Regions from separate parts of the Homo sapiens genome. Here region 1 is linked to region 2. A link is an interaction called in ENCODE POLR2A ChIA-PET data of the cell type or tissue named here. Cell type or tissue: OCI-LY7. All regions are shown on one strand.

What was found. Peaks named below come from ENCODE experiments on the same cell type or tissue, not always from the same donor. Only the 100,000 strongest peaks of a DNase experiment are listed, where the experiment ranks them.
Region 1: POLR2A ChIA-PET joins it to region 2 with 5 read pairs; 6 of 35 experiments call an interaction of 5 or more read pairs at or near these places.

What each region holds. Positions count from the first base shown.
Region 1 is chr2:160,479,096-160,483,095 of GRCh38, forward strand. The region is part of intron 1 of RBMS1 (RNA binding motif single stranded interacting protein 1); the gene reads right to left. Among named protein-coding and RNA genes, the nearest start is that of RBMS1, 13 kb to the right of the region's middle. In OCI-LY7, no CTCF peak of the experiment used is centred here; no DNase peak of the experiment used is centred here.
Region 2 is chr2:160,386,373-160,390,372 of GRCh38, forward strand. All of the region lies in intron 1 of RBMS1 (RNA binding motif single stranded interacting protein 1), which reads right to left. Among named protein-coding and RNA genes, the nearest start is that of MIR4785, 20 kb to the right of the region's middle. In OCI-LY7, no CTCF peak of the experiment used is centred here; a DNase peak (open chromatin) is centred at 2,359.

The DNA.
Region 1 (4,000 bases), 93 kb after region 2:
GGATAGAGAAACTTTACCAAGAATGAAGTAGAGTCCATCCAGCCGATCTGGGAAAATTCCAGGCATGCTGAAAAAGTGAAGAGGGTTTTGGCCCCACAGCCATAACAACAAAAATCTTTAGGAATGTGGCAAAGAAAGACTTCAGAAACACAACAAGGCCATGAATAGGCCAGGGGCCATGGAGGGTGAGCAGGGCGCAGCTCTGGGCTACCCAGCTCATCTACAACAGGTTAGACACATGAGAGCAAGGCAGAATCAGCTCTGGATGCTGCTGTTCTGCCAAACCATGAGAAGCAGCTATGCTAGCTGTAGAAAGCACAAAAGTCTGGCCGGCCCTGACTGCCAGGTGACCTCAGACAGAGTGACCATTACTGATTCCTGTTCAGACACCAGCTGGTGCCACTGGCCCCATTCGCATCCCATCCAACCTGTGATCAGTTTCCTGGAGTGATGCTGAAGCTCCTGTGTGGTCTCTCTTCTCCCTTTTTCCTCTGCAGGCCATGGATTGACCAGTCCTGTGAGGTTATGCCCAGACCCTCCCCAGCTCTGGCCCTTCTGCCACTTCCCCTCTCTCTGCCTCCCTAGAGCTCTGCTTCTGTCTCTACACTCTGGGTAGCCTTTCTCATCTGTAAAATGAGTGGCTTAGACTAGATGATCTTAAAGTTCCTTCCCATTCTAACATTCTGTGATTCTTGGATGTTATAAATTCCCAGAATCATAAAATTTAGAGTTGAAGGAACTTCAGAAGTCATCTATTCAACCTCCTACTCAACCTAGGCTAACCTAGCCAGAATTAATACGCTTTGAAGGTTCTATGTAGTTGTTTTTGGCTAGCTGAATATGGCAATAATCAAAGCTTAAAACTTTCAATATAAAGCATGAAAAAAATACATATATATATAAGATTTTTGAAACATTTAAGAAAAGATTTGAAGGAACTGAAGCCCATTGAGCAGCATGTTTTATTGCTTAGAAGTTGGTATCTAAGCAGCAATTCCCAATCTTTGCTTTCACAATATCAGGGGCATATTAAAAAATCATAAGGGATGTCAGAAAATCCTCCAAAAAAAACTAATTTTCAATTTATTATTATGTTTATAAACATATAAGGCAGGGTGATGGGGTGTCACAACAACATCAAATAAACAAAGCCATCAAATAAACAAAGAGAATAAAGAGTATAAAGGGGAAATACAGTTATATTTTGACATGCATGCAAGAAAAATTAAAAAGAACGTCATCTGTTCTTAAAGAGTAGGTTTCAGTGGCAAGCTCCTTTTCAAAATTAATTTTGATCTGTGATAACAAACATACTCTCTCTCTTCAAAAGAATTATTTTCTTCATAGAACCTATGCCAACTACCATAATACAGATCTTGAAGAAATCATTGGATGTATTTAAGAAACAAGTACTTAAAACAATAACTTTTGTGTTTTATTATTAATTACTTAAAGGGGTAAATTCATAAATAAATAAGAGATATACCATCCTTAAAGTTTGGAAGATTCATTAGTGTTAATATATCAATTCTCCCCCAATTGATGTATAGATTTAGTATGATTCCAGTAAAAATCCTAGCAGATTTATTTTTATGGAAATTGACAAGCCGATGCTAAAATTTATAAGGAAATGCAAAGAACCTAGAATAGTTAAGACCACTTTGGAGAATACGCACTTACTATATTGCTACAGTAATTAGTATTGACACAAGGATACATATGAAACAGAGCAAGAATCCACTGGGAGGCCGAGGTGACGGATCACCTGGGGCCAGGAGTTCAAGACCAGCCTGGCCAACATACCGAAACCCCATCTCTACTAAAAATACAAAAAAATTACCCAGGCATGGTAGCAAACACCCATAATCTCAGCTACTCAAGAGGCTGAGGCATGAGAATTGCCTGAACCTGGGAGGCAGAGGTTGCAGTGAGCCTAGATCACGCCACTGCACTCCAGCCTAGGCAACAGAGTGAGACTGCCTTAAAAAAAAAAAAAAAAAAAAGCAGGAGTCCAGAAGAAGAACCACACAAACATGTTCACCTAGTTTACAACAAAGGCAACAATGAAATTCAAAGAAGGAAATGTCTTTTCAATAAATTGGGCTGGATCATTAACAGCCATACTGGGGCACCGGGGGTGGGCGAGGTGGAACAAACAACAATAACAAATCTTGATGCTATCCACACCAAACACAAACATTAATTGGAAATTGATTGCAGGCCTAAATGTGAAAGATAAAACACAGCTTCTAGTAGGAAATGTAAAAAAAAAAAAGAAAAAAATTCACAATCTTAAAGTAAGCAGATTTCTTAAACAGACACGAAAAGCAATTATCATAAAAGATTGGTAAATTTTACTTCATTAAAATTAAGAACTTATATTTATTAAAACTATCAATCAGAGAGTAAAAAGGAAAACTGAAAATTAAGGGAAGATATTTTCATACATATGTGTGATGAAGGATTGTATCCAAAATATATTTTAAAACCTACAAACCAATAAAAAAGACAACCCAATTTAAAAAGTGAACAAAAAGTTGAATTGCATGGTATGTAAATTATATCCCAATAAAGTTGTTATTTTTAAAAAATGATCAAAAAATTTGCAAAAGACTTCTCAAAAGAGGATATCTAATTGGCCAATGAATATATTTTTAAAAGTGCTCAACATCACTAATCATCAGGAAAATGCAAATTAAAACCACAATGAGATATCCACTCACCAGAAGGGCTAAAACTAAAAGACTGACAATATCAAGTTTTAGTGAGGACATAGAGCAATTAGATTTCTCATGCCTTGCTGGCAGGAGAAAACTGGTAGTGTCTACCCAAGCTGAACATACACATATCCTATGACCTACAAATTCCTCTCTTAGGAGTAAGTGCATATGTTGAACACATGATATGAACAAGACAATTACAGTAATTGTATTCAAAATAGTCTTAAATTGAAATAATCCAAATGCTCATTAATAATATAATGGATACATAAATTTTGATACAATATATCCTGTAATCCAATACACATAGCATTAAAAAAAGAACCAACTGCACACATAACAACATCAATGACTCAAACCAAAATAATAAGGAGCTAAGGAGGCCAGACAGAAAAGGATACATACAATATGGTTTCATCTTTATGATGTACAAGAATGGATACAACCAACCAACAAAGATAGAAGTCACACTAGTAGTTACCTTTAGTGGGTACAAGTGAGGATGCTGTCTGGTTCTGGAAATGTTATATCATCACCTGAGTGGTTATTACATGAGTATATCAACCTACAGATTTAAAATTTGTGCACTATATAAGTTTTAAATAAACAAATAAAATTATTCCACTGCACTTTGTGATGATGCACACTATGTTTTAATTACATATCACACCTTCCAGGGCCTAATACCATGCCTGGACAGTAAGTATTTACTGAATTTAATTAAACTGACCAGGTATTTCCATTTGTATCAACTTAACTAGATGATTTTTAGAATAATATGTCTGATTTGCTAATAGAAGAACTATGGCTGTGCACTTCCTGAAGACTCCTTTAAAATTCCCAGTGCATTCACTTATATTTAAAATATCTGGCTTCTTTTTCCCCAAAAAAGGGAGCTAGGAGGATTTGCATACTGAAAAACAAACAAAAATGACCCATTTGCAGGATTTAACAAGATTCAAATCAAAGAAGCAAAGGAAGAGGAAACAAAGAAAGGTGCTGTTGTGGCGCCCTAGAAAGCAGATGCTCATTAGGGCTCAGGCACAGATTACTATCACAATGTACTTATCTCAACATGCTATCGTCAGACCACACAGTCAAATCAAATTTTGAAGGCTCAAAGGATGTGTACTGAAGAACATCCTGTACTGCTGAAACATGTATTTGAATTTTGTGACAGAGACAGAGAGAGGTAGAAAAGAACACCAGATATCACCCACTGTCATTTTAAATCCTATTTGTAGGTTAAAAAATAATCTCTCTTAAAAAAAAAAAAAAGC
Region 2 (4,000 bases):
TAAAAATACAAAACTTAGCCAGGCATGGTGGCGCGTGCCTGTAATCCCAGCTATTCAGGAGGTTGAGGCAGGAGAATCACTTGAACCCAGGAGGCGGAGGTTGCAGTGCTGAGAGCTGAGATCGTGCTATTGCACTCCAGCCTGGGAGACAGAGTGAGACTCCATCTCAAAAAAAAAAAAAAAGATGTGGCCTTTGGAAGGTGATTTAGGTCATAAAGATGGAGCCCTCATGAATAGGATTACTGCCCTTATAAAAACATACCCCAGAGAACCCTATGGCTCTCTCTGCCACATGAAAATACAGCAGTCAGCAGTCTACCACCCAGAAGAGAGCCCTCACCAGAACCCGATCATGTTGGCACCCTGATCTCAGACTTCCAGCCTCCAGAACTGTGACAAATAGATTTCTGTTGTTGATAAGCCACCTAGTCTACTTTGTTAGAGCGGCCTGAACTAAGACATCAACCATTCAGGTCTTTTTATACACCTAGTCATACTAGAATTCCCTCAGTATTTTTCACAGAAATGCAGGATTTTATGATTATTTATTCCTATTACAAACGTGGGCTTACCTTCCAGTGTGCCGCTTTCTGGAAGCTACTGTTATTTTGTGTACATCACCACTCCTCCTAGCTAGGTGTCAGCTGAAGAACTGGGAAGCATGTTTTCTACATGGTGTACAAGTTGCTGCTTTCAACCAATTTGATCACAGGACACTGTCTGTTTATCAAATTCTAAGACTGTCCCCACCCCTTGATATTCCTGGCTGCTTTCCCCTCTAGCTGTTCAATAGCCCTATATATGGTTGTCAGTATAGAAGTTAAAAATTTCAAAATGTTATTAGCTGCAGCAGCTGGGGATGCGGTGATGCTAGTAAATGGGAAAAGACTGAGGCAAGTGAGATTACATTACAGTATCTAGTCTTTTTATTTTAATGATTTTTTTTTTTTGCAGTCTTCCCTTAGGAGGGATGAATAAGAATTGGGTAAATCTCCACATTTTAGCAAGAGCTTTTAATCACTAAATGTTTTTTCCTAAAGGTAGCATTAACTGGCAGGTTTTAGGGATGGTGCCTGAACAAGCAGAGGCAGGGAGAGGAGCCACGTCGTGGTCTGGGTGCCTCTCTGATTAGACAGCTGACCAGTTTCAGGGGAGGAAGGGGTTTCTGCAATGGCACAAGCCCTGGAACATTTTCTGTCTGTGCTGCAAATGACAGTCTTTCCTACTCTGTGTACAGCAGAGAGGGTGAGGAAAAGGGTCAACAAAAAGAAAGAAAATGGAAACTCATTCTCATTGCTCACAGTATTTGGGCTCAATATATGCTCAGGAATCTCTCCTTTTTGTGACAGCCTCCCCCACAAAACACACAGATCCTCCCACCCCATAATGTGCAAATGCATACACTGCCACCCCATCAGGCAGTTACTTTAAAAATTATATGGCAGACATTAGACAGGAAAAAAAAAAAGAAAAGAAAAAGCTTTTCCTTATCCTAGATTTCAGAGAGCTTCATCTGAACCCAGAGGTTTATGCCTGGCCCTGGCATCTTAGCTGGCTCAGCATGTCCACAGGCTGACCTCTGAAACTATTTCCAGTGTCCTAGAGGAACTCAGAATGGCTCTCATGCATCAGTCCAGCTGCTCCGGTACTACAGCCAAACAGGGTTCCAACTAACATGTGCTGTTAGCTTTTCTGACGTCAATCCTAAGCAAAGTATCCCAATTTTTCTTTGGACTCAATTTTAACTCAGTTACTCATAAGACTGTCATTCTCTTATTTGGCACCCATTTACATTTCCTGCCTGCATCACCCCAGACTTAAAAGATCACTGCTTTAGAAGACAGTTCATTTCTCATCACTGAAAGGTTCAAACACACAGAGCAACCGCTCTTTGAGGAATAATTCACCCAGTGGTCCTTAGCCTTCAGTGAGATTCCAGGTAACCCAGATAGCCTAAAATGCCCCCCACATTGTTTTTGCCGGCGACAGAGGGACCCAATGGTTTACATTTTTAATGAGCACCCCAAGAGTTTCTGATGCAGGTGGTACGGTGAGGGGTAAAACCAAGACAGCAAGTCTTTGAAATTCAGAGACCCAGTGCCCCTGCTAAGCTGGAAGGGCTACTCCACGGGATTCCACAGCTAATCGGAATCTTCTGGGCACTCTAGCTCTGGGTCCGTGTCACTCCCAAAGCAGCCCCATCTTGTCCCTTGCTCCACACAGAGTCCACCTTTCAACTCTTCCAAATGACACTTGACTTGTCACTCCCCAGCAGGAAAAGGCGTCTCCTGGTTCTAAAACTGCCTGCTCTCTGCCCGCACCCTTCAGATCCTCTTTTGTGTCAGCTGAGCCAAGCAATTTCCGGTTCCCTGAACTGACACTTCTAACCAACCCTCCCTGCGATGCGAGAGGTTTTCATGGCTCCTCTAATTGACATGTAGGGAGTTCCTAGGTTAACAGGTCTACAAACTTTATTGGGATAAACAAATTGCTGGGATGAATCCCCCTGGGGGGAGGCCTTCCACAGCATACACCCACACAGTGACAGGCCAGATCTTTCTGTTCCTATTCAGGCATAGAGTAATTTCCACATGTGCTCATCTCACAAACTGTCTCCATCCTTACTTTAGTTGACGTGATTGTTTGTGGCAAAAATTTCAGAAAACAGCTGTCCTGGTCAACCCAACGACCTCATTTTAATCAGAAAGGGTGGAGCACCTCTAGGCGCATCCCTGACACAGAGCACTGTCACACACTGACAATTCTTGCTGAGATAATGACCGATAAGTATACCTAACTTCACACCCTGGATGTGTTCTGGAAAAATTTGATATGAGCAAATCCATGTTTTAAATGTGATGAGGAAACACAATTTTTAAAGAAAGCCTGAGAAAAATACCAGAAAATGCTGTGCCCTGCAAAATATGCATGAAATACATAAATGCTATTGTTACAAAGAGAGGTTCCAGTGCTCAAAGATATTAAACAATCTAGCTGGTAATGATAAACATACCTAAACAAAAGCTTAAAAAACAACTCAGCAGGATGGGCGTGGTGGCTCATGCCTGTAATGCCAGCACTTCGGGAGGCCAAGGCAGGTGGATCACCTGAGGTCAGGAGTTCAAAACCAGCCTAGCCAACATGGCAAAACCCCATCTCTACTAAAAATACAAAAATTAGCCAGGCGGGGTGGCGCACACCTGTAGTCCCAGCTACTCAGGAGGCTGAGGCAGGAGAATCGCTTGAACCCAGGAGGTGGAGGTTGCAGTGAGCCAAGTTTGCACCACTGCATTCCAGCCTAGGCAACAGAGCAAGACTCTTGTCTCAAAAAAAAAAAAAAAAAAAAAAAAAAAAAAGGCAAAAAACCCTCAGTAATTAACCAACAATCACATAATGAGGAATCCTTTTATAATGAAAATTACTAGTTTTTTTTTTTTTTCAATCAATCCATCTAAGATGTGTCCCCTGTATTCTGGTGGGGAGGGGAGGAGAGGAAAATTTTACCAAAAACCTGAAGGTTGAGAAAAACTAAAGAGAGGCCCCTCTAATAAAACATATGTACATCTTTAAATTCTTACATAAGACTCAAGAAACTTAAGTTTTAATGCTACTTCATATTCTTACAGAATTGCAGCTCTGTAATAGCTTTCAAAACAATCTTACAAATGGGCAAGAATATTACAAGAACTCACTCCCATTCCCTAGAGGTAACCTGATACCTTAATGGGTAGTGGTGCAACCCATCCCTTTCTCAAGACAACAGGCATTATTGCTTTTCCACTCCACCCACTTACACACCCCAAGTGAGATGTGGTGGATGAAACCCATCACATCAGAATTGTTCTAATGTAATAAAGAGCAGGAACTTTAGGAAAAAAAAGAGATCATCTGCCTGGAAGAGGTAGACCTTGAATTTCAACTTAAAGAAGAGAGGGACACAAACTTGAAGATAGGACGCTGTAGTTCTGTGGCCAGTTGTGATAGCCTAACAAAAGCTTGG